2 separate regions of the Homo sapiens genome follow, and region 2 is linked to region 1. Evidence: chromatin contacts called from ENCODE Hi-C or POLR2A ChIA-PET data. All regions are on one chromosome and are shown on one strand. The core of a region is the stretch at or near the end of the contact, and the rest is flanking DNA. Distances in the headings are between cores, read along the strand shown.

Evidence for each region. Hi-C counts contacts between places; a loop is a spot of excess contacts on that map. ChIA-PET counts read pairs that join two places held with the same protein, here RNA polymerase II (POLR2A). Pooled maps may share reads with other maps.
Region 2: a loop to region 1 is called in a pooled map, with 7 times the contacts of the local background. The contact joins two enhancer-like sites. A Hi-C loop is called at or near these places in 8 of 50 pooled maps. POLR2A ChIA-PET finds 5 or more read pairs at or near these places in 3 of 52 experiments (AG04449, OCI-LY7 and Panc1).

What each region holds. Positions count from the first base shown.
Region 1 is chr3:187,918,176-187,925,077 of GRCh38, reverse strand. No RefSeq gene overlaps it. Among named protein-coding and RNA genes, the nearest start is that of LINC01991, 55 kb to the left of the region's middle. RefSeq lists an enhancer at 5,641-5,820. Within about 2 kb of position 5,562, at least 7 of the 41 ENCODE cell types and tissues checked have a DNase peak (open chromatin) inside an H3K27ac peak, as active enhancers do; they include OCI-LY7, where a contact is called at or near this core.
Region 2 is chr3:188,120,156-188,127,017 of GRCh38, reverse strand. No RefSeq gene overlaps it. Among named protein-coding and RNA genes, the nearest start is that of LPP-AS2, 31 kb to the left of the region's middle. Within about 2 kb of position 3,702, at least 3 of the 41 ENCODE cell types and tissues checked have a DNase peak (open chromatin) inside an H3K27ac peak, as active enhancers do; they include OCI-LY7, where a contact is called at or near this core.

The DNA.
Region 1 (6,902 bases), core at 4,313-6,812:
TAAAGTCAATGACCTTTGAGGAGTTGTCTATTTTGATGGTCTCCTTATAAGATTATATCTTTATGAGAGACATCTTGCTATAATCAAGTTTTCTATAGGGTTTGCTACTCTTTGGGGATGAGGTTAGGCCTGTCCTCTCCTAGAGTTCTGCTCTGTTTCTATAAGGATAAGGAACTCCATGAGAGCAAAGATGAACTATATTGGTTTAACCTGTGTGAAGTTCACTTTAGGATCAGGAGTGGGGTGTGCAACAAACTTCAGAATCCAATTTCACTTTTGAAACCTATTTTCCAGGCCAGATAGAAAGACCACACACCATAACCATCCAGGTGGTAAAGATGAATTCAGGGGAAACAAAATACAACAGAACATTGTATTTTAAAAGTTTCAAACATTTGTCTCAAGATTCAGCTAGCAGAGAACTTGGATCTGAAACTTGAGTCTTTTCATACATTTACTCAACTGATATTTCCTAGGTGCCTACCCAGTGCCAGGTGCTTCACTATGCTGTGGAATAATAGGAATAAATTTAAAACCATCTTGATCATAGGAGCTTAGAGTCTTGCAGAAATGATTTGGCATGTGCACAGATTACTGTAAGTTATGGCAGAGACTTCAGTGCCATGAAAAAGCTCAGAGCAAATTGAGATTCCATCTCACTAAAAGTGCTTCCCAGAGAAAGTGGTACCTTGAGTCTTCACAGTGGTCAAGCAGGATTTTAATTCAGTGTTAATGATCAAGGGATTGGGGACCTCCTTTTTTAATTTTATTTTTCCGTAAGTTATTGGGGTACAGGTGGTATTTGGTTACATGAGTAAATTCTTTAGTGGAGATTTGTGTGAACCTGGTGCACCCATCACCTGAGCAGTACACACTGAACCATATTTGTTGTCTTTTATCTCTTGCCCCCCTCCACTCTTCCCCCCAAATCCCCAAGTCCATTGTATCATTCTTATGCCTTTGCACCCTCATAGCTTAGCTCCCACATATCAGTGACAACATACAATATTTGGTTTCCCATTCCTGAGTTACTTCATTTAGAATAATAGTCTCTAATTGCATCCAGGTCATTCTTTGCGATTCAGTGTTTTCATCTGCAAAATGGGATAATAATGTTATCAACCTCACAGACTTTTTATGAATAATATATGTGTCATTATGTACTAAATCTCTTAGAAAAGCTCCTGGATCATAGTAAGTGCTCCAAAATGTTGATCATTACTTTTATTCTTAGCATTTGAGTAAAATTACCCTAAAATTTCTTGCACTCTCAAAAGAGAAATTCTTAATTCATGCAGGAAGACCCATGCTCATTGAATTCCTTTGCACATTACTGTAGAACCTACTCCAGCCTTTGCAGGTGCCCATGCTGTGTAGTTCACAAGTGTGCTCTGGTTTTCTCTCTCTCTACCCCAAAACTTGTCTTTCTCTGTCTCTCAAGCGCGCGCACACACACACACACACACACACACACACACACACACAGTAATTACTCTCTGTAGAAACTGGACTGTTTATCAAAACCCTGGGTGTAGGAGTGTCTCAAATGATTTCTGGAAACTGAAATGATTTCAGAGATACCAGGCATCAAGAATGTGGGTGTATAATACAAACAATAAGCAAGTTCATATCGAAATCTTTACATTTAGGAGAGGTGGGTTTTCCTTTCTGTTGGTTTCTTTTTTTCCAAAAGCATCATCATTTATGTGGTTTGAAAATGATCTTTCCTCTGGAAATTAGACATCGCAACATAGAACATAGAGATGTAGCTGATTAAGTGTATGAAGGGGCCAATAGCTTTTCAGAGAGGCTTCATCCTCTTTCAGGCATGGCAGCCTACAAGAATGAATTTGCTTTGAGTCATACATTTTACATAAACCAAAGAGGTTACCCCTAAGATGAACTGTCTGGCTTATTGTTCCCTACCCCCACAGCATCCCACATACCATCACAGGAAGGCATTAGCAGTTTCAGGACTTGAACTTTCTCTCAAATTTTTCTTTACTTGAACCAAGCAGAGTTGCTACAGTAAAAAATAATTGTCACTGTGTCGAGTGTAGTTAATGGCTGTGGGCATGTTGTCTTTTTAGATGTAAAGATAATGAGATCTTATTTCCCACACACAATGAGTATGGCAATTAGTAGGGAAAAGTTTGCCCTCCTGAATCCAGCCCTGTTTTCCATCTTTCTGTTTATTTTGTGAATAAGGACAAGCAATTGCTAGAGGCTGGCCAGAATTAGGTTTCTCAGAGATCATCTAGTTCACCACATAACTCTTTCATTTTATAGATGTAGAAACTGAAGGCCAAAAGAGAAAGGGACTTGCTTACGGTCACACAGGTGTTAGAACCCAGAACTCCTGCATCACAGTTCAGGATTCCAACAGTAGGAAAAAAGACTTGAACCTATAAGAACTTCTTCAGAAGCACCAATGTGTTCATAAAATAATCAAAGCGTAATGACATGATACAATAATATATGATCTGAAAGGATTATTATGGGAATAAATAATAAGGAAAGTAAAATATTCATGTAAAATCTTAAATCACTGGCCAGGCACAGTGGCTTATGCCTGTAGTCCCTGAACTTTGAAAGGCTGAGGCAGGAGCACCACTCGAAGCCATGAAGAGGTTGAGACCAGCCTGGGCAACAAAGTGAGACTCCATCTCTACCAAAAAAAAAAAAAAAAAAAAAAAAAGCCAGGCATTGTGGCACATAGCTGTAGTTCCAGCAGCTACTATTTGGGAGGCTGAGGTGGAAGGATGGCTTGAGCTCAGGAGTTCGAAGCTGCAGTGAGCTCTGATTGTGCCAGTGCACTCCAGCCTGGGTGACAGAGTAAGACTATGTCTCTAAAACTCAAAAAACCCAAACAGACAAAGAAAAATACTTTAAAGCACCAACTAGATGGCTGACAAAGACTGCAGAACATCTACTCAAGTCAAGGGGAAAATAAGAATTATTTTCTTCTTGCAAATAAAACAGAATTCCCAAGGCCATTTAAAATGTCTGTTTGCCTATATGCCTTATTTTAGCTGAAATTTCCTTTGCATAATTTAGTCCTAGGAAGTTTCATATCATTCTAGAACTAAAGATAATTTGTCTTAGTCTATTAAATAGTTAGCAATCTTCAGCTAAGCACAAGTTGTAGCTGAGGTCAAAAGTAGAAACACTAACTTTCTCTACGGCATTTGTTGATCTAACCCCAGGGTAGGAAGTCTAAACTCTGAGGAGAGGGTTCCCAGTTAAAGAGGTTAATAATATCTTTGTCACCACAAAGACTTGCCCCCTAGAACCATGGAGATTGGAAGAGATGACTGAAAGTTAATTCAGCCAGAAGATATTTTGGGCTCAAAAATGGAAGTACATACTGCTTATGGGACCTTTAAGATATGAATTTGAGACAAGTAGAGTCGCCTGTGAGATTGGGGAAGACACATTTTACACGTGTGGAAGCAGGATCAGCAGGATCAAACTTGTTTGGAGCCCATAGTAGGAAGTTCCCACAAGACAGAGTGTGGTTCAGAACTTTTGAATAATCTGAAGTGTGAAAACATGGAGCCAGGCTGCCTCTGGATGGAGTGAGCACCGCCCCACAGAAGCTGTTCAACAGAGGCTCTGGAAGGGAGGCCAAAGGGGAAGAGTCAAGTTAAGAGTGGCTGCAGATTGGAGAAATCTCCCCTTTGGTTTTCCACACTCCTAAGAGTCTGAGAGTCTAGAATTCCTTTCTCTAAAGAGGAAAGATACTAGAAAAGCCAGGGGAGACAGAATGACAAGAGGCAGGATGCAAAAACCTTGGGCAGCCTCTCTTCTCTCCTCTCATAATCGGGAGAATGATGGGATTCTGCACTCAGGGAAATGAAAGGGCAATAAACTTCCAAGGCAATGAAAGGCGCTGTCTCTAGTCCTGTATTCAGGCAACATGTGGAAGTCCTTGCTTTCAGACAGATTGTGGGGATTTTTTTTAAACACAAAAGCTTCTGTGGCTGAAGTGATGTGATCCAGATTGTGCAGCTGGAATTGCTCAACTTCAGGTGGCCCTGGGTTGGAGGACTACACCGCATGACTTGGTGTGTGCGGCATTGGCACGGTGTGGCGTGGGGTTTGTGGTGCTGGAATGGTGCAAAATTTCTCTTGAAATGTGTGCTGCTGCTTTGAGAGACCAATGGGATCATTAGAGAATGTCCACTGTTTATTAAAATGAACTCCATGGAGTACTAATCTCATAAGATCCGTGTTCTAGGGCCAAGTAAAGAGGAATGTTGTGTATCCATATTTCCTCCCTGTAGATTTACATTCAAAGGCTCTGAGAAGGGCTGTAGCAAAGCAACCTGTTTCATTTGGAATAATCCTGCTTTTTTTTTTTTTTTTTTTTTTGAGACGGAGTCTCGCTCTGTCACCAGGCTGGAGTGCAGTGGCATGATCTTGGCTAACTGCAACCTCCGCTTCCCAGGTTCAAGCAATTCTCATGCCTCAGCCTCCCGAGTAGCTGGGACTATAGGTGTGCCCCACCACACCCAGCTAATTTTTTTGTATTTTTAGTAGAGACGGGGGTTTCACCATGTTGGCCAGGATGCTCTCGATTTCTTGACCTCGTGATCCACCTGCCTCTGCCTCCCAAAGTGCTGGGATTACAGGCATGACCCACCGCACCTGGCCAATCCTTCTTTTTAAAAACTTATTTGATGGTGGTGTCAATTTTTACCTAAAACTACTGTCATCCTGGGAACTGATGCTCCGTGGTGAACACTGTGGTAACACTTTTGGGCAATTCCAAGGATGACACATAGACTCACAAAATGTTAGAACTGAAAGCAACACAGAATTTAATGCCATTCCCCCACTTTTTGAATAAACTAAGCAGAGGCCTGCAAGGGTTATACCAAAGTAATGACCAACAACCATTAACTCTGACCTGCAAGAACTTGAAATTTTAAAATGTCAACAAATGACTGTGTAACATTAGGTCATGGATTATGATGTAATATTATATTATACATAAGGTTAGACAGCAGTTACAAGAATACTGGACTTAGAATCAATAAAGCTGGGGTCTAATCGGAGGCCTCTGGCTCTGTCACTGTCACTGCTTAGGTCCATCTTTCTACTTTTGTTAGTGTTGTGTGCCCCCATCTCTAAAATGGGAAGAATAATGCTTGTGTGGCTGATCTCAAAAGTTCCGGTAAGAATCAAGACAGAACGAATGTGAAAGTGGTTTATAAATTGCACTGTGATATGTAGGAATCTTCCTTCCTCCTAACATATTGATGTTACAGCAGCATCAGGAGGATGTGAGTATTTTCCATTGCTTTTCTCATTGTGAGGGTAGTTTGCATGAATCTGCCACAGACTCCATCTTTCAACCACTTTCACTGTTTAGTGAGGTGACTGGTTACCTCAGCGAGCCCTCAGCAAATCTAGTTACCCCCTTGAGTGGAATGCTGGATCTGTGATCTTACACACACCTGACTAGCAAGGGAAAGCAGAAAGTTATGAGCAAGGTGAAAGTCTCAGCAGATTTTTGGACATTTGACTTCTAGTACTCACAGACACCTATGAAAAAAACAAAGGCTTCCGAATTTTGTGTTGTTAGGACTCAAAAAGAAGAAGAAAAAGAAGAAGAATTCAATAACAGTCATCACCAAAAGACAGAAAGAGAGGAAGACAGAATGTCTGCATTGAGAAAATCTTGGTATCTTATCTCTGGGATGTTATTGATGATCTGAGTATAGTGCAAAATCTTAAGTGAAATGAATTGGTGGTTTCAGTTCCGGATATGGTATGCAAAGAAAAAAAAAATTTGCTCTTTGAAATTCAACGCTTCCTCGTCTGTGCTTCAGGAAGCCACACGCCTGATGTTGAGCGTGGAAACTGACTCATTTCTAGCCCTTTGAGATTAGCCTCTCTAGCCCCCAGACTGTGGGCAGGATCTGGGCCCTAATGGGAAACTAGAATTGGGTCTGTCCAAACCTGGAGGAGAATCAGACACAACCTCATCGGATGCACATCTCTTTTAGGGTACTCAGCCTCCCAGAAGTTTCTGTAGGCAGAGGACCTTCTATACAAACTATCTCCAAAGCTTTTCAACTTGTAATTGGCAGTAGGTAGGTTGCCTGAAGTGGCAAAAAGCAAAAATACAAATACAGTGCTTACCAAGCACTTATCTTCAGAGTCGTGTTAAAGTAAGCTGGCCAACTGCCCCCCACTCCTCCCTTGGTGGAACAACACGTCTCTGACACTTTCAATTTAAAGACTCACATGTGTTTTCTCACCAACAAGCCCTAGGGAGTAACGAAACTTTCTTCTCCTTGACTCTCCCAGCAATCTGTTGATTTGGTGTCAACAGGTATTACAGGTATCTGTGTGTCACTTAGGCATTACATTTATTTAGAAAAGAAAAGTATGTTAGAGACTGGATGTCTCCCCCTGCCCCATTAAACTGACACAGGGAACCCCAGGATGACAGGGAGTTCAGATCTTCTAGAAGTGACCACTCCAAGCTTCAAGCTTGACCCTTTAGACCTTAAATCAGTGGTTTCCAAACTTTTTGCATACCCTCCCAGTAAGAGAAATAAACACTTGAAATGGCTTTTTTGCTTAATTCTGATGGACACATTAAAAAAACAAAGCGTTTGTCTAGAGGTAGTGAGAAGAATGCTGATTTAAATGAGAAGACAATGAGAGGCAAAGTGATGTTGGGGGCGGGGTGGGGAGAACAACTCGAGACTTGGCCTAGGGTCAGAAGATCTGAGTTTACTAACTTAATCTCACTAAGCCTCACTTTCCTCATCTGTAAAGTGTGAATGCTAATTACAAAATGAGATCACATATGTGAAAGCGTTTGCCTTATAAATGGTAAGGGATATGCAAAGGTTCATAGCTATTACTATGTATAAGCTTTTAAA
Region 2 (6,862 bases), core at 2,453-4,952, 200 kb before region 1:
GGTTTCTCAGCTCTAAAAGGAAGCAGTTGGGCTTACAGAAGGCTAAAGAAACTAATAAGGTGCCCCTTGCATGGCCATATAACTTTATTCGTTGATTAACAGACTTCAGTCCTTTAGAGCTGGATAAGAAAATGTGTCTTTTGGACTCTCTTTCTACCTCATACATCATGTTGGACTAGTCTAGTCTATCTTGGGGACTACGTGTCTGTAAATTAGCTACTTTGTGGATTAACTGATTCAAGATTCCAACCCCAGGAATGAAATATATCTTGCTCTTTATGCAGAAAGGTATTGCTTGACAATGTGCAAAGAACCAATTGGAAAACATCTAAAATTGGACAAAAATGGCTACGGGGAGATGGGTCACCCACCACTGAGAATGGGGCTTGCTGTCTCTCACAATCAGATAATTGGTTTAGATTTAAGAACTGAGTCTCAAGAAGACCAAAGACAGAGGCTGATCTCAGCCCGTCCAACTGGTGCTTAGTCTGAGTCTTCAGTGATTCACAGCCATCTGAGAGGGTAGCTGGACAAAGACCATTGGTATCTAGCACTTGGAAAGCATTTTTACTAAACCTTTTGATTAGATTCTGGTCTATTCTCCTGCCAAGTCCAGGAATCCCTTCCAGAGCATTCCTCTCAAATGGTTGTTCCTTCTTTATTTAAACTTTTCAAGCAACCAGGAATTTATTGCTTGTGTGCAGCAACCTGTTTCATTTTCAGACAGCAAGTAGTTAGAAAGTTATATCAAGATAGTTGTCTCTCCATAAGTGAGTAAAGGATGTTTTTCTTTTTTTTTTTTTTCTTTCCGAGACGGAGTCTCATTCTGTCACCCAGGCTGGAGTGCAGAGGTGTGATCTCGGCTGACTGCAACCTCCACCTCCCAGGTTCAAGCTATTCTACTGCCTCAGCCTTCCTAGTAGCTGGGACTACAGGCCTGCGCCACCATGCCTGGCTATTTTTTGTATTTTGAGTACAGACAGGGTTTTACCATGTTGGCCAGGCTGGTCTCAAACTCCTGACCTCATGTGATCTGCCCACCTCTGCCTCCCAAAGTGCTGGGATTACAGGCATGAGCCAAGCTTTCTAATAGAGGAATCATCTTTTTTTTAGAACCAATCAGGATTGTTGGCCACAAGCAACAGGAACAGACTGTGGTTATCTCATGTGAAAAGGGACTTAATTATGGCTTGACTTACAATTTTTTGACTTAAAATGATACAAAAGTGATATACATTCAGTAGAAAGTGTTAGGATACACTTGCGATGCTGAGCAGAGGCAACCAGCCCCAGCTCCCAGTCAGCCACCCAATCACGAAGCTAAAAAAACTCATACTTTATGGTGTGCAGTGTTGCCAGATGATTTTGCCAAACTGTATGCTGATGTCAGTGTAATCAGTGTGCTTAAGGTAGGCTAGACTATCCTGAGATGTTCGGTGGGTTTGATGTATTAAATGCATTTTTGACATAGGACATTTTCAACTTATGATGGGTTTATCAGGATGTAAACCCATTGTAAGTCAAGGAGCATCTGTATAGTGAAGTGATGATCTTAGAACGGACTTAGGAGACTAAAAGCATGAGCTGGGGTAGGAGACAGGATCTATAGTCAATGTCATGTATCAGGAACAATCTGGCCCATGTGTTAGTGCTCTGATCTGCTTTAACTGCAAATGTTTCCTCCATCTGCACCTCATTTTCTAAAGAATCAAAGTCCTAGGAGGAAGTACAGGATTGGCCAACCTCAGGTCATGTGTTTCAGACTGGGCAAATGTACAGGTCAGGAGTCTTGCTCTGTCACCAGGCTGGAGTGCAGTGGCACAATCTCAGCTCACTGCAATTTCTGCCTCCTGGGTTCAAGTGATTCCCCTGCCTCAGCTCCTGAGGAGCTGGGACTACAGGCGCACACCGCCACACCTGGATAATTTTTTGTATTTTAGTAGAGACGGGATTTCACCATGTTGGCCAGGATGGTCTCGATCTCCTGACCTTGTGATCTGTCCACCTCAGCCTCCCAACATGCTGGGATTACAGGCATGAGCCACCACGCCCAACCCAGCCCTTCTTTTTCTAAAGGAGTAGCCATAAAGACTTTGCCAGTGAACCCTCTGAGTGCATCCACAGATGGCTCACTGTTTTGTAACCTAAAAGTGCCTGTGCAGACTACGTGCCCATGGCCTGCCTCTGGGACAGATACATAGTTGTTTTCCAGAAGACTGTTTTGGAAAGATGAAGAAATGAATTCTGCCATCAAATCCAGTTGTATCTTTCAGCTTGTTAATGCCACATAGAGCTTTATGCTTCTATTACCTGCACTAAAACACACCAGTGTCACTTAGTGAACTTTTTAATTGGCTTTTTAAAATAGTAATGTAATCAGGCTCCTCATGCACAAAAATCTGCAGACGGGCTGAAAGGGAAAATGTGAATCACAGTTTAAATACATGCTTTTCGACTGCTTTGTAAGACAAACAGATGTATTAATTAGCACATACTTTAGGGTATGTTATATACTTAAATGGAGGAAAGCGAACAGAATATCATCTCACCAGAGGCAATAAAGATTTGAGCTCTGACCCTAGAAACAAAATGGCATCTTGTTTTCAGAAATGCCTAGCTGTGAGAACAATGAGTCAGGGGCTTAGAGGAATGATCTCTGGATTTATGTAACAAGAAGGCTCTTGTTCAAGTGGTATATAAGAACTAGACCACAGCCTTAGTAATGTGGGGAAAGCCTTTTAAAGTAGATCCATATGAAGAAATTCAGTAGTCACAGAGCTAAGACATTTTCAAAGGTCTTTAGTAACAAAATTGTGCTAATGCCCAGGACTTAAGAATAAAAAGATTTAGACTGAAGGTAGAGGTGAGTCCTTGGTGTGCATTGTATTATGCTAAGTGTTATTGAAATAATTTAAAAAATGGCAGGGTCTGTACCATGTAGGAGATGACATTGAAGGGATCACATGGACATAATTATGGATTTAATGCAGCATATTTTTTAATGAGAAATTAGTGTTTTGTTTTTTTTTAACTGAAAGATCAAAAGAACTCTTTTCCTTAGAAGGAAGAAAATGTGATTCTTCCTTTTCTTGACCTTTTATGGCATTCATTCTTGCCCACCTTGGGCAGTTATTTTTGTATAGGTCTTGTCTTACTGGACTTCAAGAATGAGATAAAGGAAAAAGGACTATGTCTCATTTCTTTCTACTCCATCCCACACATAATGCTTCCCTAGTACACAGAGAATTCTCTGTATGTGTGTGCTGAATGAATGAATCATCAAAGTCAGTAAAGAAGACATAGGGCTCCTTCAAGTCCAGAAAGAATCTTCCCGTATCACTTTAGACGAAACTGTGTGAACTTGGCAAGTAAATGCACCTCTCTGGGGCTTCCCAGTAAAATGAAATGATGAAATGTTGGTAAAATAGGGAATGGTAAATTGGTTTCAACTTACATGCCTACTCAGTCAATTTCTCTGGACTCTAAGTCTGGATGCTCTTTTTGGCCGGATTGCACACTTCTGATATGAGAAGGCACGACCTTGCCTGGTGGGAAAGAAAGTGGCATATGGGAGCATTGTGTCTATGTCCTGCTCATCTGTAGGTTGCTGTATCTACGTTGTTTTAGAGAATGAGGAAGGAAATGACTTGTGAAAGTACAACATTAACAGAATGCAAACATTGTGACAGTCTTCACCTGACCTTTGATGTAGATATTTTCTTACCCTTTAGAAGATTTCCTAAAAGAAAAGCCATGTTTATCCAGTGCTCAGGTGACACTGAGCAGAGTAGGCTGTGGTATACGCTGGATTTCCAAATGCAGGCTGATGGAACCTCATGCTTTCACTGATAAGAACCACCTAAAATGCTTGTTTTAGGTATGGCTTCCTGAGTCCCACCCTACAATAAATTAATTAAAATCTTGAGACTAGGGTTCAGGAGGAATATTTATGCTAAGAAAATTTTCCAAGATGATTCTGACATGAAGCCAAAATTGGAAAGCACTGTTTTTCATGGCTGAATCATAGTCCAAAAGTATCTGAACAGGGTGAAACAAACATGATGAAATGTCAGAGACAAATGTAAATCCCTTAACTTTACAATAACAAGAACTGGGAAAACCTAGGCCGACAGCAGCATGTGTAATACAACTGCAGCTTCAATATTTGGTTGCCTGTAAGCTCTGGCTGAGCCAACTCTGAGATACAGCTTACCAAAACAGCGACAGTGGTGTTAGGCTGAAGGCATAGGAATATAATGACGAAGCAAAAGACAGCTCTCTTTCCTATTCTGTAGTTTCAGAAGACAGCTGCATTGTGTTCTTGATTTAGTAGGGGTAATTGTTATTTTTAGTAGCAATATAGAGTAGCTGTAGTAGTAATAACAATCCTTTATGCAGCACTTCATTATTTATAAGTTTATATTCAACATTTTATCCGCCCTAAATAAAAACTTCAATTTAGCTGTGTTATGCAATAGAGCCCATTGGTGGACACACTACTCAAACCTACATCTTTTATCCCCCAAGTCTCATGTCGTGTTTGGCAATGTGGAGAATTTACAGGCCAGGAGAGTAAGATAGCCGAAAACCATGCCATCAGAAAAAACAGAGTTCCTTACCCAGAAGAAGACTTCATAAGGCCTTGCCTGTTGTCACCGAAGGCCTGGTGGGTTTCCACAGGGAAGAGAGGGCAGACTTGTCACAGGAGGCCTCAGAGGACAGAACTTGACCAATGGTAAAAGTTACAGGGAGACATACCTTGGCCCACACCTTGACCCAAAATATTTCTTAATCATCAAAGTCCCCGAAAGATGAAACAGGCTACCTATAGGGAGATTTTGGAAAACTATGTACTAGGAATGGATGGGGAAGAATTTGGGGTGGGTGACTTCAGAGGTCTTAGAAGGGACCCTGAGTTGTGCAACCTGGGCCCATGCAACCTTCTGATGATTAGGGCTGCTGAAACAGCAGGGCTGAAGGCAGGAGTAGTGGGATAGAATGGCCTCAGGTGTGGGAAGCTGCCACTCTGCACCCAAGTGACTGAGAGCTTCACCTGTTTGCCCTGTGACCTGCACTGGAGAACCTCATACTTTAGCCTTAGCTAGCACATTGGGAGCAACCTGATATCCTGTATGCTTTGGGGAACCGCAGCCTTTCTCCTTTTACATGTGTTTAGTGAGCCTTGATTTAGTCGTAGAATTACAGATTTCTAGAGCTTAGAGCCAACTCAAAGACCACTTAGAGGTCATTTGGCCCAACCTGGCCACATTATAGACAGGGAAACAGACAGTTAAATCTGTGACTTAAATTATAAACACCATTAAAAATTAGAGTTAGAGGCCAGGCACAGTGGCTCGCACCTGTAATCCCAGAACTTTGGGATGCCAAGGTGGGAGGATAACTTGAGGCCAGGAGTTCTTGACCAGCCTGGCCAACATGGTGAAACCCCATCTCTACTAAAAATAAAAAACATAGTCAGATGTGGTGGAACATGCCTGTAATCCCAGCTACTTGTGGGAGGCTGAGGCATGAGAATTGCTTGAACCCAGGAGGCGGAGGTTGCAGTGAGCTGAGATCGTGCCACTGCACTCCAGCCTGGGCAATAGAGCAAGACTGTCTCAAAAAAACAAACAAACAAAAAACAAATAGAGTTACAAGAGAACCTCAGGCCATGCCCCATCTGGCCACACCCCTTCATTTTCCTGAGAAAAGGAGTGATTAACTAAGATCACTAAATGAGAGATGGCATGGCCAAGACTGTAGCCCCGTCCCTTGTCTCTCAGTGTGATGTTCCTACTGCTGACACGTTTCATCTCCTCTTTTCCACTGAGGACCTGTTCCTTCTGTCTCTTCCACTAGGGAAAATACCCTCTGCTTTGGGATGCAGGGAGGCTGGAGCTGAGCTCACAGGGGGCCAAATCTGTCCCTCTATGCCACAGTGCCACCTTCTCTGTGAGCCTGGCCTCAAGAGAGTGTGCAGCACTGCTGTGACTGTGGATGCAAAGAATCCTCCAAGCACGCAGCATAACAGAGGTGTTTTATAAGCTGCAACTCACACCGCTAAACGAACACACTAAACATTATTCCAGGTAATTCTACATGCTAATTCCTCCCTGAATTATTTTCATGTGTGTATTTGTGCGCTTGAGCCCAGAGTTAGTATTATGGGTGGAAAATAGAATGTAACTTTATAGTAGTGAATTTTTTAATGAGGTGAGGGGATAAACAGTGTTTAGCAATTTTCTTCTCCTTCTTTCCTCCCTTCCACTTTTGCTCTCTCCTTTCCTTTTTTCTCATCTTCCTTCCTTTCCTCCTGAATTCTCCAACTCAGGGCTGCAAGTATTCATCAACTGAAGAACGAATGTCCACCCTCTAAGAGCTTGTGCATATAGCCGCAATGCGAGGATGACTTACTCTCTTTCAGCTTTTTTGCCCGTCTCAGAACACAACTTTCTTTGTGAAAGTCTATACCCAAAGACAGTGCAAAATCCCTCTTAAGTCTGACTAACACCCTCATTTGTTAGGAAATTCTTATCTCTGCAAGGCCCAGCATTTGTAGTAACAAATACTAGAGGGTACCAAATACTTTTCCTGTCTACTTCAAAGTTCTTCTTTGTGATTGCTCACCGCTCTTTGAGAAATTTTCCTTTCTCACTGGAATTCTCCACCGAGTACTCTACCCCAAGGTGAATTTTTCTAGTGAGGAAATGTGATCTTGAAAAAAAAAATCATGACTCTGTTTGCCATTTTTAGAAGGCAAAATTTTATCAAACAAGAAGACCCAATCCACTAATATTTAATTGCCCCCAGGAAGTGTCTCTCTGGGATAAAAACTAATTTCCCCAAATGTACTTGAGAAAAA